Regions from separate parts of the Mus musculus genome. Here all the other regions are linked to region 1. Evidence: chromatin loops called from intact Hi-C (ENCODE). Cell type or tissue: heart. All regions are shown on one strand. Each heading gives the region's core, and the rest is flanking DNA. Links, peaks and the distances in the headings are about the cores only. Region 1 overlaps Tmem131 (transmembrane protein 131). Region 2 holds the start of Vwa3b (von Willebrand factor A domain containing 3B). Region 3 overlaps Tmem131 (transmembrane protein 131).

What was found. A loop is a pair of places that touch in the nucleus more often than their neighbours do. Peaks named below come from ENCODE experiments on the same cell type or tissue, not always from the same donor. Only the 100,000 strongest peaks of a DNase experiment are listed, where the experiment ranks them.
Region 2: a loop joins it to region 1, with 2.2 times the contacts of the local background. A loop is called at or near these places in 2 of 42 quality-filtered maps.
Region 3: it touches region 1 in a loop (2.1-fold over the local background); 9 of 42 quality-filtered maps call a loop at or near these places.

The regions. Positions count from the first base shown.
Region 1 is chr1:36,819,084-36,825,728 of GRCm38, forward strand. It overlaps Tmem131 (transmembrane protein 131), which reads right to left. Exons shown (of 41, transcript NM_018872.2): 16 at 6,346-6,456; 17 at 6,129-6,263; 18 at 5,633-5,737; 19 at 3,984-4,070; 20 at 1-132. Among named protein-coding and RNA genes, the nearest start is that of Zap70, 61 kb to the left of the region's middle. In heart, for the core only: CTCF peaks have their summits at 3,018 (motif pointing right), 3,220 and 5,772; no DNase peak of the experiment used is centred there.
Region 2 is chr1:37,026,447-37,033,091 of GRCm38, forward strand. It overlaps Vwa3b (von Willebrand factor A domain containing 3B), which reads left to right and starts at 2,867. Exons shown (of 28, transcript NM_001370828.1): 1 at 2,867-2,982. In heart, for the core only: no CTCF peak of the experiment used is centred there; a DNase peak (open chromatin) is centred at 2,955; H3K4me3 peaks cover 1,316 bases; H3K27ac peaks cover 975 bases.
Region 3 is chr1:36,916,758-36,923,402 of GRCm38, forward strand. All of the region lies in intron 1 of Tmem131 (transmembrane protein 131), which reads right to left. Among named protein-coding and RNA genes, the nearest start is that of Tmem131, 19 kb to the right of the region's middle. In heart, for the core only: no CTCF peak of the experiment used is centred there; DNase peaks (open chromatin) are centred at 3,534 and 4,214; H3K4me3 peaks cover 430 bases; H3K27ac peaks cover 3,330 bases.

The sequences.
Region 1 (6,645 bases), core at 903-5,902:
CAAGTCTTCCCTATTACCCCGTAATCGTTTGTAGTAGAATCGTACGTCTTCTGACAAAGACCTTATTTGCTGTATCTTCACCTTCTGTGAGAAGGAATTCATAATATTTAAGCTCTGATGAACTATTTTCCCCTGAAAGAAGAAAACACAAGTTCAGAATTTTCATCAATCGACCTTTTAAAATTATAATTGACACGAAAATCCATGCCCTCATTCAAATGAGAACCAGCAAATCTGAAGACCTGAGATCACAGGCCAGCTTTTTCACTGGTGCCATCGTGCATGTTACAGAAGTACTGTTATAAACTAATGGGAATTTAACTTGTGTTGACATACTAAGTACCCAGGAAGGCACAGAGGGGGCTTTAGAGGGTCACTTTGTTTGTAATGTAAAGTCTGCTAACACCAAGGCAAGGCTGCCCCAAAATAAATGAATTCTAAAATCTAACCAAGGAAGGCCGAAACACATTCTTTAAAAGAAAATGTTTTCCTTAGAAATACAACAGTAATTTTTGCCATCCAAGAGAAAATTAAATCTCTTTAAAAATGTAGGCTATCGGGCTGGTGAGATGGCTCAGTGGGTAAGAGCACCCGACTGCTCTTCCGAAGGTCCAGAGTTCAAATCCCAGCAACCACATGGTGGCTCACAACCATCTGTAACAAGATCTGATGCCCTCTTCTGGAGTGTCTGAAGACAGCTGCAGTGTACTTACATATAATAAATAAATAAATCTTTAAAAAAAAATGTAGGCTATCAGCTGGCATGGGGTACATGCCTGTACTGTCAGCATGTGGATGATCAAGGCCAGAGGACAGAGCCTCATACGTCCTTGTCTTGCAAAATAATAATTCACAGTAAAAACACACCAAGTAACTCATTGAAGACTCTGACAAAACAGCACACAAATTAGATTCTTCTGAAAAGGTTTGCTTGTTTTAACTATGTGTATGAATGCTTTGGCTGTACACATGTAAAGTGCACTGTGTGCATGTCTGGCAAGTGCAGCGGCCAGAGTTAGGAACTGGGAACAGACAGCAAGAAGCTGCCATGCGGGTGCTGCCAACTCCACTATCCTCTCTGCAAAAGCCTAACTCCTATAACTGCTGAGCCGACTCTCCAGCCCCACAGACTGAAGTCTTCATCAGTGTTCCTTCTTACCAAGTAACAGTTTCGTTTTTCTAGAAGGTATCAAATTAGAAAAGCTTGAAATTAAAAAAGATTCAAGCCAGGCAGTGGTGACACACGCCTTTAATCTTAGCACTCAGGAGGCAGAGGCAGGCAGATTTCTGAGTTTGAGACAGCCTGGTCTATAGAGTAAGTTCCAGGATAGCCATGCATGGCTACACAGAGAAACCCTGTCTCAAAAAAAAAAAAAAAAAAAAAAAAGAAAAAAGATTCAAATTATTCTTAAGAAGCACATTACAAGCTTGACTTACTTTTATAAACTCTCTGATTGAATAAAGAATTATGGTCTTTGTACATGTGGTTCCTATCCCCTTAAAATAATTTTCTAAATGAGAAACGTGCTTGTCTAATAATTAGTCCCAGAAAACAGATATATGACATCCTTCTCCCTGGCAAGACCCCGAGGGTGGCCATGAGGCTGGGGAGAGGACGGGTACAGCGGTGGCTGCAGTGCTGCCTTGTCAGCTATCCAGTTTCTACAGCTAACATAACTCCTGCTGGCCTGTTCTTAGGCCACATGAAGACCAAAGATAATAAAATTCCTTTTGCAACTCTACTCAAATATTGAGCTGAAAGGTTTTTGAAACGTTTTCTGACATACTGCTCCCTAGCAGCTAGTGAGGAGATTGGGGTACTGATGGTGACTGAGGAGGAAGAAGGCTCTTATGCACGCATGATAAAGCATGGGTGTAACATACAGTCAGGACAAAGTGCAATATAGGGAGGCAAAGGCTCGATGATAGCCCAACTGAAATATGTTAACCTTATTAAAATTTATATTGAAAGGGACACAATCTTGAGTCAGGCTTTGTTAAATAGGGTGTCCCATCTCCTACCCGCTAGACCTCCACCCCAAGAAGATACCATTTCTACATTCCTACATCTGCCCAACGCATCCTGACTCTTTCTCAAAAAGCCAGCTCCTTTCCTATTTCTTCTCTCAAGGCTCAACCTCTGAGGCATAGCTGAGCTCTCTGACTACCTGTCTCTCACAGTTGCCTCCCTGTGTTGACCTCATTGGGACACTCAAGGAGTTGATCCCTGTGAAATATCTTTGCCTGTGTCCTCTCCCAACCACCTCCCTCATGTATATCACCTGCTAGTCACTGGGGATAAAAGGTACCTCATTCCTTTCCTAGAGAGACCAACCCGTAAGAAACCATCATCAAACCAAAAAGGAATTGTGACAAGTGTTCTAGAATTACACATGAAACCACTGCTGTCTACAGTAGTCAAGAAGTATTTGGATTTTTGTATTTCCTTACTTAATATCCTATATACAGACTTTTAATTCTTTAAAATTAAAAAGATTACATTATTTACTTGTGTGTGTGTGGTGGTGGGCTCATGTGCCAGGGCGTGCACGCCCCATGCAGACCGTGTAGAGGTCAGGGAATAACTCACACGAGTTGCTTCTCTCCTTCCCTCATGTGAGTCCTGCTAAACTCAGGTGGATCAGGCTTGGTGGCACCTTCACCTGCAGAGCCACCAACCCCAGATGAACTGAAAACATCTTAATTTTAAATCTTAAAAGTAACTAAAAAGATACTGATTCTATCTAGAAAGAGATTTTATACTTATGTTGCACATATCAAGTTTTATATGTAAAACCCAACAATTTATTTGTATATTATATTTATTTATTTATGAGAGTAAATGTTTATATTTTTATGTAGGAAAAAATCCAATTCAGCTGGGCTTTGTTGAAATCAAGGGACCTCTTCCTACTGAATAAAACCTATGTGGGTTTTTTTTCCCTAGCACAAAGACTTTTTTTTAAAAAAGATTTATTTATTATTATATGTAAGTACACTGTAGCTGTCTTCAGACACTCCAGAAGAGGGCGACAGATCTCATTACGGGTGGTTGTGAGCCACCATGTGGTTGCTGCGATTTGAACTCAGGATCTTTGGAAGAGCAGTCGGTGCTCTTAGTCACTGAGCCATCTCTCCAGCCCACAAAGACATTTTTTACATTTTTAAGCATCTACAAAGTTTTTGGAGATGATTTTAAAATTGTCTGTACATGCCTGCCTAGACAATTTCTTATCAAGCTGAAAAAATTGATTCTAGCTGTTTTTCAGATAGATCAGAGAAACATTTTGATATCAACTTTTTCTGCATCAAGAGTTCCTGTTTCTATTTTACGAGTGTTGGTATTTATGTGCACTGTATGTGTGTCTTGATCCCCTGGAACTGGGGTTACAGACAGCTGGGAGCCATCCTGTCATGTAGGTGCTGGACTCCCAGTGACTCTTTAAACACGGCCCTGTCGCAGCCCTCGCCCTCCTGCTGCAGGGTGCAGCTGCTTCTCTCCCTGACAACCAATGGGATGCATCCTTAGGTTTTCTAAATTGCTAACAACCTAATTAAACAGCTTCATATTTTTTTTTTGTTTTTTGTTTTTTTAAAAAAGGTCACTCTGTGTGTATGTGTGTGTAAAACTATACAGAACAAGACATTTCTTTAGGCCATTTTTTCCCCCTTTCAAATAGTGGAGGCTTTGCTGGAAGCAGGAAAGGCTTTGTTGAGTTAGGCTGCAAGATGCTTTCTCTCTAAGCCCCTTTTTCTTTGCAGGACAACTTGTATCTGCTTTACACATCAAGGCTCCTGCTTCCAGTCTTCATAGGAAATCTTCCTGAGGGAGGGTCTATTGCTCATCCCACTTTCCATTCTCTTAAGAACCTGGCGCAGTGCGGTGCTTCAGTTACAGTAGAGGATGAAAACAGGAAATGTCTTTCCCATTTGAGCACTAAGCAACAGAAAACAACGATCAAGCGAAGCGTGAGCTGGCTTACTGGGAAGGAAGGGGGAAGAACCATGTGCTTGGGGAAGCAGGTCAGCGAGCCCACGGCGATCACAGCTTTCACAGGGATGGTCAGGATCTATGGAGGAAAGAGGCAGACCACCATCACGTCAGAAGTCTGGGATGTTTGCTACTGACAATGACTTCACTGTTTTAGGAATTAAAAACAAAGCTTATTTTGTGTTGTATACTGACAATAACGCAAAACCAGTATTAAAACCACCCTGGAAACTTTTTAATCTGCCCAAGGTTTTCTATAAAATGAAAACAATCCATTTCCAGTGACTACTCATTTACCTGCTAAAACCAGTTAAGACCAAGTCACAGGGGAGGAATAAAGACAGCTTTTCAAAATACAAGTCCTCTACAGATTAAAAAGGAAAGTTGTATTCCTAAAACAACATCTATAAAAATCCAGGATTTCTACAGCTATGAAATTCAATATTGTTTTGGTAGAAATAGATTTCAACTCAAGTTTTAAAGACAAGTTGAACATTCTGTAGTTAGAATTTCAGCTTATTCCTAATTAGTATCACAAGTGAGCCATGAATGCCGTGTATGGGGGTATATTTGTGTTTTGTTTTAAAAACTTTTATTTTTTTAATTGTATGTGTGTGGCTATTTTGCCTGAATACCTACCACGCTCATGCCTGGTGCCTGCAGAAACCGGAAGGGGGCACTAGATCCTCTGAACTGGAACTACAAATAGTTATGAGCCACCTTGTAGGTGCTGGGAATTGAACCTGGGTCTTCAAGAAGAACAGCCAGTGCTCCTAACTGCTGAACCATGTTTCCTGCCCTGTTTAATTTTTATTTTCATCCATTAAAAAAAAAAAAAAAAACCAAAAAACCAAAACTGTCTCAATTCTGAAAGGCACTTACTTCTATATGAATGTTAAGTATGAATTCCTCACTTTTGGAGGTAACTGGATATACTCTAATCATTTATTATTTGAATAGCCAGTTCTGTTTATTTTGCCACTGGATTTGTGTATGCTGAAACCACTCAGGAGGACAAAGATAGCAACTTGTTGAATTTAGAAGTACTCAACCGCCCAAAGATCTGTAAGTGTTAAATTAAAAGTATTTAGGTCTGAGACAGGCAAGCAACCTTCCACCTGTAATGCTAGCACTTGGGAAGCTCAAGTAGGAGGCCTGCTAGTTCAAGGCTGGTTTACTATACAGTGAGTTCCAGAACCTTTATCCAAAAAATCAAAAGTATAAAATAGGAAAAAGATCAGATCTGCCAGAAATACATGCAATCAGGATCTTAGTGAATATAATATACACTCTACACAGAGGACTGCAAAACACAAGTGCAGAGTCAGACCTGCAGCTCAGGAAGTCCAGTCCAGACCTGCTCTGTGGTGATCTGTAGACAGGTTTTTAACAGCGTGACTCTCAGTGTGCTAAGGGCACTTTCCTGTCACTGTGGTTAAGTTAGGAGGTCTGAGGAGGTTCAGCAGAGCCCTGGGAGGTACAAGCACTAGTGTTCTGAAATGGCTCTGAAAGGTCTGTATTAAAGGCACAAGAGGGGTACACTGTAAATAAATGTAGTTCTCTGCTTCTACAGAAACTGACATGCCCGATCAATGTGCACAGCCATTAATAAGTTTGAGAAAACCCCGCTGGTCAGCTTACCTCGTAGTCGGTTGTGATCTGTATGGCCCCATCATGGACCCCTTCTAGCTTCTTGGCAGTAAGTTTGACTCTGAACACTGCAAAGTGTCCTGAAGCTAATGTTACCTGAAGCAGTAAAAATGGCATCATTTAGTAGCTGTGCAGGTTCAAGGGTCTTACTGAAGGGGGAGCACTCTGGTGGTGAGCTATGCCCACACAGACCCATGTGTGGACTTTGTGTGACAGCATCTGCACAGCTGATGCACAGAACCTTACTGCAGACACTCTCCTTTCATGACAGTGTGGTACAGATCCTTCCAATTCTTCTGTGCCCTCATCATCTACTCTGTGCCTGCTTCACTGTGGTAGACGGGCTCCACAAGGCCCCCGCAGTGTCTAGCGCTCATGGCCACCGGGAAACAGGTCACAGTACTTGCCGAGTGGGGCACATAGCCCTGCTCTTTCACTTGGGCCGGAAACACCCATTCTAACTTGAAGCAGTAAGAGGCCCACTCACCGGGGACTGGTCGGGCAAAGAGGACCGCTCCAGTTCTGGAAGGCTTGCAATCACCGTGCTTCTGTTGCCTCTCTCTGTAGCTACAAGTTCTATTGATAAGCCATCTCCTATGATATGCCAACTTTTTATTGCCAGCTTCAAAGAGAAAACAAAAAGTGATCTTGCAGCACAAACATGAAATCTTCAGTGTAACTGAGAATAAAAACAATGTCTTTACCTCAATTGGATTGCTGTTTATAATTGCAAATAAAATACTACTTGCTTCTGTAGCACTCAGTACTCCAAAATCTATGAAGCGTTCTTCTATTTTGGGGGGCAATACAAAGTACTAGAGAGATAGAAAAGGACTGTATTAGACACCAGATCACATGTTTAACAATGTTACTGAATAAAGTGTCCACTAGGAGACACTAAGGTTTCTACATCTTATGTCTATATTTACAACTACATGATATGCTGAGAACTTCGGACAAGGACAATCAGGAGTCAGGGATGGAGAGGCCATTTCCTAGCAGCT
Region 2 (6,645 bases), core at 957-5,956, 210 kb after region 1:
GGCACCGCATTATTTCAGGATAGGAATATTATGACAGAGGCCAATGGCCGGTTGAAAGCAGGCCACCAGTTATTTGTCAAAATGTGAGTTGAATACATCTGTCAAAGGTCAGAGCAATGCTGTTGAAGGAATATCTTGTCCCAGTAAACAAAAGTGACATGGCCCATCTGCAGCAAGCCAGAGTATAGCCCTCAACTCAGTAAGTACCTTAAAATAGTCTTGAACAGTTACACCTTTGGCTGTCTATAATTTGAATGATTTCTAAAGGGTTTTTTTTTTCAGAGATTTATCTATTTATTTTATGTATATGAGCACACTGTAGCTGTCTTCAGACACACCAGAAGAGAGCATCAGATTTCATTATAGATGGTTGTGACCACCATGTGGTTGTTGGGAATTGAACTCAGGACCTCTGGAAGAGCAAGTGCTCTTAACTGCTGAGCCACCTCTCTGGCCCTCTAATGTTGTTGTTGTTTTGATTAGCATGTGTGTTATAGTCATGTTAATCTAAGGGGCCCCGGTTGACCACAGTGACTGTGGCAAATGTCCCAGGAAGGAGAGCGAGCGTGGGTGGAGGTAAAGTCAGAGTGCTTAGTGAGAGTGCTGAGAGAGTACAGTGGACTCTCTGTCCTTTGTCACCAGCATGGCCCAGGAATATTGGTTTGGCAGGGTGTGGGCAGCAGGATGATTGTGGTTTTGGTAAGTGTGGCTGGTTTAAGTTGTTTGGCTTTGGAATTTTAACGTTGGTGGTGTGAATCGAAGCTGCTCTCTGTATCGCCAAAGCTGTGCATTCAAACAACTCTACAGAATGATTTATGATTAAGGATCGAACCTTCAGTACTTTTAAAAATCACTAAGGCAACAAAGGAATGAAGAAAAATTAATCCCTGAGGATACAGTAGACTTCTCTGTTGAAGAGAGAATTGTTTCTAATGTTAGTTATTTTTTTTTAAATTAGATCTTTGACTCAAACACTATGAGAAAACAAAAGAAATGGAGCCATTGGTGTGGCTTGACAGGTAAAGGTGCTATCAAACTTGACAACCTGAGTTCAACACCCCCTATCCTACTCCCTGGAAACCATGTGGTAGAATAAGAGAGTCAGTTCCCACAAGATTTCTCTGACTTCCACCCACCACACACATGTGCAGACACACACACACACACACACAAACATGTATATATGTTTACAAAAACTCAAGGCCAGCTCTTCAATTTAAAAATATAAAACACAATTTAATATTCAAACATTAAGGCAAAACTTGGCTTATAGAATCTTTTTTTGGGGGGGAGGGGAGGGTTATTTGGCTTACACTTCCAGATCATACTACATCACTGGAGGAAGTCAGGACAGGAACTCAAGCAGGTCTGGAAGCTGGAGGCAGGAGCCGATGCAAAGGCAGGAGCTGATGCAGAGGCCACGGAAGGATGCTGCTTATTGGTTTGCTTCATGTGGCTTACTCTAGACTCTTTTAAAAAAAAGATTTATTTATTTATTTATTTATTTATTATGTACACAGTGTTCTGCCTGCACTTCAGAAGAGGGCATCAGATCTCATTATAGATGTTAGCCACCATGTGGGTGCTGGAAATCGAACTCGGGACCTTTGAAAAAATAATCAGTGCTCTCAACCTCTGAGCCATCTCTCCAGCCCTTATAGAATCTTTTACTTATAGATTTTCATAAGCACATTTTTGTGTGAGTGTGATTGCTTGAAGAATGGCAGGTTTGCATTTTGAGCCATCTGTATGCTTGTAAGGCAAGACTAAATAAGCATTAGGTAGAGTGCAGTACCGAATCCCTATAGGAGTACTACCTGTAGATTTGCAAAAACCACAGCTCTCAGCTTAGAGGGTATAAGCAAGCCTGTTCTGGAGCCATTTTGAATAGCTGTGGCCCTGTACAACACAGATTTAGTTTACCCCAAACTCCATGTTCCAACGTGGAAGCAGTTTCATGAACTTTTCATAGAACAAAGAAAGTCACAAATCATGATAAATTTAAAGTACCTTGGAGGGCACACCAGAGAAGCAGGCACGGTGAGAGTGGGGAAAGCTTTTCAAGATGCTGTGGGACATTCTTAGCCTTTGGATTGGTGGAGGCTAGTTGTCCGTCTATCTTTTAGTCACAAGAGGTTAGTTTGGTCACAGAAGTGGGCAAGGAATGGCTCTCCAAGAGGGGTTAGAACTGGCCCAAGATAAGGCAATTAGCCTTCAGAACAGCAACATTCTAACCTCTCTGCAGAACTGAAATTCTAATCAGTCAAAATCAGTCTCTGCGGACACAGCTTCCCTCCCCCCTCCTCTCCAGGAGGTTTTATTCACAATCTTTTTTTTTTTTTTTTTTTTTTTTTTTTTTTGATCCTGGCAGCTCTTGTGTCCAAAGTTACAATCTGGCAAAACTGTGAACGCTCATCTGACCACCCCTTCTAGCTGAGCACCTGTAACGAACCGCTCCAACTCTAGGTTTCCTTCCCTTAAAGACGCAATGAAGAAAGGATCTCTTTATAATACCGAGGGAGAAATCAAAACAAAAGGCGCGGGCTGCGGTAATCTGCCGGAAGTAAATCGAGAGAACAGGCTTCCTTCAGCGGGCAGTCGTCTGCTTTTCTGCCCATCTGAATATTTGTTAACCTAATCTCTAATATTTGCCGCTGTCAACTTTCCCAGGGTCAGGCGCAGAGGACGAGCCTTAGGCTGCTCTCTTTCCGGGTGGACCAAATTGGTTTTGCAACACCAACATCCAGTTTCTTCGCAGTCCCCATCATCTCTTTACTCCCTCTGAGGGGCTCATTGGTGGGCGGGGCCGGATCCCGAGCCACGCTGTGATTGGCGGTGTCTTAGCAACTGCAGCGATGTGGTTGTCAACAGAAACTGGACTCCCGCAACTCTGTGCCCGAGGCGGGGACCCTTCGCCAGCATCAGGGGGAGTCACAGCCTTGTCCAGCAGTGGGATGCTGGCCGCGCCCACCTCCTGCTCTGGTTAGTGAGGCCCTGGAGGGTGGGAGGGTCGCTGACGCACGCAAGCCGCCTGGCCTCGCAACTGACAGATTACTTACTAAGTGGGGGATACCATCCTTCTAGACCAGATCTTCCAGGTTTCCAACTGGTTGTGTGAGGGAAAAAACAAGTTTGTAATTTCCGAGCTGGACCTCGCTTCTGCTGGGAAAGGGCAGTGGCCAGGCCGCACCCACTTGAGAGCTGGATTTCAGAGTCAAAGTCGCAGACGTGTGCGAGCCCTTCTTACCCAGGGCTCTCCCCCCACCCCCACTCTTTGCAGAAGCTCAGCTCCCTAATGCTTGTCTATCCAGAGGCCAAAGTTAGTCAGAGGACATAGCATACTGATCAGTATATTAGAAACTCATTTCTGAGAAGCAATGATCAAAACTTAACAATCCAAACTCAAAGCGATCTTCTTGAGTGAAAGGTTTGAGTCTGGAGAAAGCCTCTGCTTGCCTCTTGGTTTTTGGGGGCATTCACATCACTTTCACTTTCTAATATGGACTTTTAACCTCATGTAGTTGTTCTTCTAATCTTCTCAGAAGTTCTCCATTTCTTTTCTTCTCGGCGATGACCTAACAGCCCCACCCCCACCCCACGAGCCCAGTTTTCAATTCTTGGTCCTGTTCTCAACAGTGTGTCCCACAGACCATTTCAATCCCTTAACCCTGCCCACGTTTATCTGAGGCGATGCTCTTAGCCTAGCTTTGCCTTTTAAGGATAGAAAGAATAAGACTGTTAAGAATTGTAACAGGATACATCAGGGAACTTCATCCCAGCTTCCTTTCTTCCCAGAAGAATCAGAGTTCAGAACTCCCACAACATACCTCCCCATCTCCTACCCCTCCATACTACTCCCTCCCTCCCTCCCCCATGCACAGATTTCTTTTTTTAGAAACTAGCAAGGATGAAGATTGGAGGTGTTGATCATACGTTTACCAAGGATCCAAATTGAATTAATAGAGTCTAAGTTAGACTCTGGTCCAGGGCTTGTAAGAACAGTGACTGGATTGTTCTTGGCTTCTCACTATGGGCAGGTGCATAGCAGCCGACAAAGAAGGGCTCTTAGCGTGATCCCAGTCCTCCTGCCTCAGTTTCCTAAGTGTTGGGATGAAAGGTCTTATCCATCTTAATCTTCCTGCTGTCCTGGGAGCTTTGCCTGTCCCTGGCACTCAATGGCTCGATGGACAACTCCAAGTTTTTAGGACTGCGGACAACCAGAGGTGGTGGTATATATACTTGTAATCCCAGCACTCAGGAGGCTGCAGCAAAGAATGCCACAAGGTCAAGCCTGGTCTGAGCTATGTAGTCAGACTCTGTCTCAAAATACCAAAACCCAAACCAAAACAAAAACCTTACCACTGGTAACATTATTGCACACTATAAAGCAGACCTTGCCAGTATGTATCCTCTCTGCCTCAGAGGAAACTCCCAAGTAACCACAGAAAATAGATAGCATAGCCACACCCAGAAAACAATGTGTCTTGTGTTTAAAAGGATAGCTACTTCCTGATCATAACTTTTCTAGGACCCGATCTTTGCCTTGTTTGAGAACAATCAGGATTTTCTCAGCTGCTATGAGTGGCTGATTTAATCCATCTCAATAGTATAGGTAGTGCCTGTTATACAGTAATGTGGCGGGGGCATTCATGTAGTTTGTCCTGGTAGCAACCAAACTTCTGCTTAGTCTAGAGAGGACAGACCTGGGTCTGAGGCTACAAGGATGAAGCCTCAAAGCAAAAAGTAGGCTTTGGTGGCTGGGGAGACACTCAAGGTTAAAAAGAGTAGCTGTGCTTCCAGAGGGCCCAATTTTGGTTCTCTGTTTGTAATTCCAACTCCAGAGAGTCCAAGGGATGCTGCACACATATGGCAAAAAGACAGACATACAGACACAAATGCAAACTTTTCAAAAGGTAGAGTTGCTCAGGTAGCTTTAGAGGGTTAGTGAAGGGAGACAGTCTCCACACAGGCATCGAAGTCTCCAATCCTCAGGCTTCCTAGCTCTTCATTCCCTGCTGGGAGACACATTTTCTCCATTTCTTTCCTCTTATTCTCTGGCTGCAGCTTCACTTTCTAAGTATCCTCAGGCTATAAACCCCCAAGGCAAAGATCTGAATTTGAATGACTCAGACATCCTCTCAGATCTGATAAAGCCAGTCTCATCTTAAAAATTAACTTTAAAAAAGTCACCCAAGTCCCCATAGAGGCTGGGACTTGTGTTGTCACAAAGTTGGAGAATTCAATTGCTTTGTAAAGGATCCAAGCATGTGTCCATTTCAATTTAACTGAAAATGTAAGCAAATTAAAGAATGTTTTTCTTTGGCTTGAAAGCCAAAGGCATGAGTCTTCTAACCAGTCTTTACGGTTATGAAAGTCTGTGAGAAAACCTTACTAGGGAAGTTTGTATAAAAACCTCCCCTTTAAAAATCTAAAGCAAGTAAATACCCCCAGCGAGAAGAATGGAGGAGGTATGCTTGTGGGAAGAGAGAGATTAGCCAGGTTATTTTTCTTAGCTTCTCTTGTTTCTATAGGAACAACAGAGGCCAGATCTTGCTACTGTCTCCGTAGACAGATCTCTAAAAGCAGGATAAGCCATATTTGTCTGCTCTCTGATATGTTCTAAACTTCACAGTCCAGTAGAATTGGATATTAGGGCTTAGAAAAATTCTTGGAGGGGTGGGGAAGGGTCAGTTAGTAGAGTACCTGCTGTTGGAACATAAGCATCCAAGTTTACATCCTCGGCACCTGTGTAAAGAGCTATGCGAAGTGGCACCACCTGCAATGCCAGCCTTGTGTGGCAGATACAGGAGGCTTCCTGTAGTGCCGTGGCTAGCTAGTTTAGCCAGCCAGTGAGCTCCAGGCTTAATGAGAGATCCTGTCTCAAACAGTAAGGTTGAGAGTGACTTGTGAAGCCACCAGCTTTGGCCTCTGGTCTCCATATGCACACACAAACAAACACACACACATTCACACTCACACACACTCATACACACACACACACACACACACACTCACACTCACATGCATATGTATATACCAATACATCGTGCACACACATGCACACAAAAATGTGCTTGGAGTACATTTGTTCTTGGCAGCAGCCTCTGGCAGATATGTCGTCATACAGGTGTGTTAGTCTAGAGGGGTGAAGTCAGTTCCTATAGTAGCAGGACAGCGGAAGTTTGTTAGGGATTTTTTGTTGTTGTTTTGAGTTTTGTTTTTCTGAAACACAGTCTCACCGTGTATCTCAGATGGCCCCCCAATTCTCAATCCTCCTGCCTCAGTCTCCTGAGTGCTGACATTATAGGCATGTAACATCACTCCTGTCTCACACTGAACTCGATTTTTATGTTTCCCCCAATCATGATGCTCTTCAAATCACCTTGTCACATACTCATCAAAATGAGCCTTGTAACCAACCTTGTTGTCATGAGGGCAGAGTGTCTCCAACCCTATGGATTTGTAGACCTTTGGAAGTGACCCTCAGTGGACAGTACAGGTTCCCAAAACCATCAACATGGAATCATTATCTTTAACAGCTGGCAGCTGAGCTTGTGCTATGAGACTCAAGGTTAGTGCTTTTGCCTGGGGACCAGGGAGGCATACTAGAGTGCACGTGGTGGCTCTAATGGTAACAGACTGGCT
Region 3 (6,645 bases), core at 660-5,659, 97 kb after region 1:
AACACATCCATAAAACATGTTAACCTTACGAAGCAAGTTGGCTGCTTTCACCGCAGCATATTCAGCAAGAATAAGCCAATATGGAATCCCACATCCAACTCAGACAGAATCTTCCTGGAGTGGTAACAGCAACATCTGAGGAGGGACAATGTACTTTAATCTATCCTAAATGTCTTCTTTGGGGAGTGGGGGGGGAAGGAATCTGGAGAGAGCAATGGCTGAGCCGTTGAAAACTGGCTGTTCTTCCAGAGGACCCAGGTTCAACTCCCAGCAACCATGTGGCGGCTCACAACTTTCTGTTATTTCAGTTCCAGGGGATGACACCTTTACAGACTACATGCAGGCAAAACACCAATACATATGGAATATAGGAAGGTAGGTAGGTAGGTGACTGGGTGACTGGGTGGATGGCTCCCCCGATTTTTGGAATTTCTCCTGCTTTTCAAATTGTGTCCTGATCTTGAAAGCACTTTGGGAAGACAAAGAACACCACAAAGAAAATGCAAGTTCCTAGAAGTTGGGGATCCCTTCATTGCTGGGGTGCTGATGACCAACCCAATGTCTAGCACACTGATCCTCAATGAATGTTTGCTCAACTGAATACATGGGATATCTTCAGACCAAGAAACTGGTCTCGTCCAGCTGAAAATAACAGCAATGTGACTTGCCTGGTATTGCATAAGCACCTCCCACTGAAACATACTATGAATATGTAACAGCTAATCCAGATCTAGTACTTCCTGCTGCCTGCCAAGCCTATTCACCATCATTTAGAACACCTCAGAAGGTGAGTACTCCATGGTACCCACCCAAGCAGATCAGGTAGGTGTGACAAGAGGGCTACAACACTTGCCCAAGGTCAGAGGCAAGCCCGCCTCCCAAGTATGCTTAGTCTCTACAAGAGATAAGAGCCTGTCTCCTACACAAGAGTAAGGGAATCATTTATCAGGAAAACATGCTTGCTCTGACCAAGCTTTCCACAGACTGTTCACAGATCTGCCCACTACTTAAAACAAAACAAGGCATACTTATAGTTGGAAATGGTGGGATACACCTGCAATCCCAGTATTAGGGAAACTGAGGCAGGAAGATGGTGAGTCCCAGATCACTTTGACTCAGCAAAACTGAGTTAGCTTGATTCCACCCTAAGTCCTTCACCATGACTATTCTCCCCATTAGAAGCTGATCAATATATAGGTTATATACATATTAGAAGCTAATGACTATATGTCTTCCTTACATTCTACCTAAGAACAGCAGCATATTAAAAGCACTGGGGTAAGGATGATGTGGATCATTACACAGCGTGAGAGCTAAACCTATTCATATGTGGCCATGAAGTCAGCTCTCTGAAAAGGTTCCATTTATTTCAGTTCCAGACCAGGTCAAAAAGAGGAAACATAAAAATAAAGGCATCGAAACAGCTCTGCAGTTAAGAGTGCTTGCTGCTCTTCCAGAGGAGCCAAGTGTGGTTCCCAGCACTCACATGGGGCAGCTCACAACTGCCTCTAAGTCCTGTTCCTTGGAACCAATGCTCTCTTCTGGCCTCTGTGGACCCTGACACACGCATGCAGGCACGCACACACATATGTGTGCACATGCGCACAAACACCTATTTTTAAAAAATAGTAAGATTAAATGGAAAGGTATTTAAATAAGTACTTAGATTATAGTAAAAAATAATACCTGCTAAATAAAATACTGCATTGAGAACCTTTTCGAGAGAGTTGCCAGTGGAGAGAGAAGAAGGTAAAGGTGGGTAGCGGAGAGAATCTTTAAACTAAAGTTGTTCCCATTTAGTCTAAGGGAAGCCAGACTCAGGATCCTTGATTGGTCGAAGTCAGTCAGTCCTGGAGTCTCAATGCTGCTGTCTCTAATCCTAACACACTCTCTCCCACCTCCTGCAGCAATGCCTTCCACCACTGTTTCCTGTGGCTATCTTTTCTTGTTTGTTCTGGTTTTGTCCTTTTTAGGTAGGAGGCAGAAGGCAAAAAAAGAAATTCAAGAGTCTGCAGACAAAGATGCCTTGTAACAAAGATACAGTGTCTTACTGCCTAAGCTCCCAAATGGGTCACTCATCCTGAACAATGACAGCTTTAGATGGCATTTGTGTATTTGGGGATCCCAAAAGCTTTTTTAAAAGCTGAACTTATAAGAAAATAATCATTATAGGAGACACACAGACTGACTCACACTGAGTGTGTCCTGAGGTGTGCCTTCCCCAACGTCCCCAGTGCACTCCTGCCCCCAATTCCAGGCCCATCACAGCAACCACCAGTAAGCAAGTGTCTGCCTAGAATCTGTTCAGCCATCAGATAAAAGACTGTTTCCAGGTCTAGCTTAGGAAATGGTACTACTGAATAAAACTTCATGAATAAACTTACCAGGGTCCAGTCTAACCTGGCTGGAGCCTGAATAGAGAGATGTAAAAGGGGTGGAAACAATTCAGCTGGTACAGTGTTGTCTAATTAGTATGCATGAGGCCCTCCATTCCGTCCCAGCACCAAATAAACAGGGTATGGTGTTACACATCTGTAATCCCAGCACTTAGGAGATAGAGGCAAAGAGGGCAGCAGTTCAGAGTCATCTCTGACTACACAGGCCATGCTGAGCTACCTGAGGCCATGTCTTTAAAAAGAAAAAAAAGAAAAAAAAAATCAAGACAAAAAATGAGATGTAACTACTAGATAGGGGCTCACAGAATCTGTATATAATCAAATAGAATATATTTAAAAGGTCCAGTGGGATGAAATATCTGGTAAAGGCACTCACTGCTAAGCCTAACTACTGAGTTCTAGTCCCAGAGCTCACACAGTGGAAAGAACCAAGTCCCACAAGTTGTCCTCTGACCTTCACACATGTGCCATATACACACAAAGTAAATGTAAAAAAGTCAATTGAAAATTCAGGTGGCATTTTAATATTAAGTATATTTAGTATATTAAGACTTTAAGATAGCAGCGAAAAGTTCTGAGGTGAACATGAGTGGGACATGAGCCAGTCCCACTTGTGGTTAAGCAGAATTACTGAGCCCTTGCCATGGGCCATGTGTACCACAGATAAACTAGCAGGCCCTCTATCTCACTGCAATGGGGCCTCTGAGAGTTAAGTCCCACCCTCAGAGGAGCTGCCTAGATACAAACAGAAATCTTCACAACCAGTCAAGCAGTGCTGGCTTACAGGAAGTGCAGGAGGCAAGGGGAACTCTCAACAGCCTCCACCTGTCCCATATGCTGCAGACAGATACTGGCCAGAGCAAGCGTCCTGGCTACTGTTATCAAGGACTACAGGCCATCTACAGCTCTCCACTCAAACCAGTTTTCTAAGGAACTCCCATTACAATAAAGAGGATATGGCAACATTTATGTTAGTTAGCTGATAAATTCACTCACTAAGGAACAATTTGTAACTACTGGGTATATCTAGGTTAAGCTTTTATCTCCAATGCTACAGGCACTGAGGTCACCCAGAACTTGGACTTCGAGCCAGCCCCTTGAGAGGAGCAGCAGTGTGTGCCTGGATAAACAAACACTGCTGTTCTAGCACCAGGTCCTCCCAGGCACTAGGCCAGGCTGCCTTTGTTTGGGTCCTGTTTCCTGGCTTCTGCTAGCCGGTTACCTCCCCCTTCTCTTAAGGCAGACACTTAAATGCCTATCTTATGTTTTCAAAACCATTTCCTTTACAGATCCTCATTACTGAGCCTTTCAAGCCTTCTCTGCTATCTCCAATGCTTATCTCTGGGCTGGCACGCCTCTTGATAGGCTGCCATTGAGTCTGAGTGCAGTCCTGCAGTGAGTCAGAATCTATCTCCACACCCACCTGGTGAAGACTGTTCCATCCTTCTCTATAGACAGTCTGCTCACAGGAAAACAACCTAATGTGTGTATCTTCAAGATACTTCAGGACCAGAAGCAGGAAGAGAATGCTCCAAGTTCACACTCCCCAATGTAGCTGGCTCATATTTTCCCTTCTTTGATTCCAGAGCTACCTACCAGATGTTATCATATAATGCAAATTAGTCACTGCTCTAAATTCTGCTCAGCACCTTTGGAAACACCCTGTCTGGGGTGGAGCTCTGCAGGGGTCGGGGCATCTGCCTCCAGGCCAGTCACCTCTGCAATCCAAGATCCCGGGCGGCTGGTGTGGTCCACCTCTCCTCCTGTGGACTGGGAATGACTATCCTAGTGCAGCTATGGCCAGAACTGAAATGTTGCCAGGAAAAGTGCTGCTGTAAGCTAAAAGTAGAAAGCAAGAGACTCGTCCTCCAGGGGATACACTAGGAAACTTGCTTTCCTACTGGAACACTATGCAAGGGAATGGAATGAAAAGTTGGCATACACTATTCAAATAAAATACCACCTTAAAGCAATGCCTACCGATTCACTGGGGTCCATCCTTAGCTCCACTCTGCCTGTGACTGTTCAATAAGAATAAAGGTACCGATGAATTATGCAATAACATTATGCAGCTTGACTGAGTAAAAAAGGGTAAAAAGATGTAAGTAGAGATGCAAGCCAAAGTTAAGAGTATAGTGAAGACAGAACAAAGGGCAGAATGTCTCTACGTAAAAAGTTACCGGACACTAACATTCCTCAACCTAGACAAAGTGCCTGAGAATACAAGAAGCATAGGCACGTCCATTTCAGTCAAGGAAAGCCCACATTTGGAATTTCCATGCAGGGAACTACATGGTTAGTAAATGACAAACTAATATATAAGAGCATTCATCTGAGAACCTCTGACCTATTCAGCAGACAATGAATTTAGGCAGAAACCAGCCGGGTGAAATAAAAGGACACGTGCTTGCTGACTGGGTCCCAGGGCTAGGGCCAGCAGAGAGGATGACAACTCAGACTGAGTTCTGCCACAAAGACAAAGCATCATCAAGCATTTTGACCAGCTTCCAAAAGTCTGCCCTTCTGGGCCTGTGGCTCATTTTCACCCTGGACGTGCAGTAGCAAAGCACAAGAAAGTAAAGCAGCAGCAGGTGCCACCAACACCTGCGCACTTCCAAACCAGCCCCAGCCCCAGCACCACCGCCACCGCCACCCTCCAGCTCACTGACCCGCATCAAAGCCCTCTCAAGCCCTCTCTGATGCGGCAAGTTTGTAATGCAGCTGATGGGGGAAAGACAAGAGGACAGAGAATGACTGACTGACATCACTGACTCCCCATGCACTGTGAGGTCTGCCTTAAGAGTTTTATCAGCTGCGATATAAACATTTGAAGACAGAGGTCAAACACTGAGCCCAGAGATCGCTGCAGCAGCAACTATGTGAAATGACACGTGACAATGCCATCGGTGGAAGCAGCTGTGAGAACCTAACTGTTTAGAAATGCACATAAATCATCTTGTCCATAGAGAGTGTACAGAGCCTTCGAAGAGGAGCCTGTGTGACCTACAATCCCAACACCTGCTACAGAGTCTATAACCGCTGGCCTGTGGCACACTGCTGAAGGCCTGCGAGGAAACGGCCCAGGCACATAAGCACTTGCTCTGTTTGATAAACAAGCAAAAGCAACAAATAAGTCAGTGTGATAAGCGGAAGCAACCTTTATATGATTTCTAAGAGGAAAAAGTCAGCTGACATAGTTCCTGAAACTGTATTTGTGGTAGTCTTTTTTCATAAGCTTGAAAAATTTGTAGAAATTAACAAACACAAAACCCTGAGAAAAATCTCAACATAAAAATGAGAGTTACACCTGGTTAAATAAATACGTCCAGCCAGGGGTGGTGGTACACGCCTTTGATCCCAGCACTTGGGAGGCAGCAGCAGCAACAGGTGTTATCTCTGAGTTGGAGGCCAGCCTGGTCTACACAGTGAGTTCCAGGACAGTGAAAGCTACATAAAGAACCCTAACTTATATTTACAGAGGAAAATCTATACAAAATCATCATACTGAAAAGCAGGTTTACAGCCTTGCTGTTTCTAATACGGTTTCATGTATGCAGAGTAAGAAAATTCTCTATAAAAATCATACTTCTTTATTCTATAGAGGAAAATGTCTGAGGCAGAGGACATAGGTGCTCCAAGCTGTCCATCTGTAGAGAACATGATAATGTCTACAGGCTTCCCTGGCAGGTTCCGCCATTATCTCAATACCCTGTGAATGTGGTAGATCATGTGAGGAGCGGCAACCACTGGTGCAGTAGAAACCAAGATTCTACTCAGATGCTTTTAAGATGCATCTGACCTGTCTGGGTGGGCTCAAGACCTTGAAAACTGGAAGCAAGAAACAGCATGAGGTGGAGTTCGCTCACCTTGTGTTGCTGGCCACAATGTGGCAGGAGAAACTACTAGAACTCAGTGAATTCTCCAAGTCTAAGCTGAGAAGAAGCTGAGACTGCAGACAGCAGGCAGTGAGGACTCCTGAGAAAAAAACCAGGGCAGGGAGCTGTGGCAGGGAGCCTCAGGAATGGGGAAAGAGGTGGTTCAGTGGTTAAGAGCACTGGCTGCTCTTGCAGAAGACCACAGTTTGATGATTCCTGACACCCACATGGTGACTCATAACAATCTCTAACTCCAGCTCCAAGGGAATTGACACCTCTGGCTTCTGAGGGCACCCATGTGTACACACACACACACACACACACACACACCCCTTAGAAATAATAAAAATAAATGTGAAAAAGTAACAAATGTT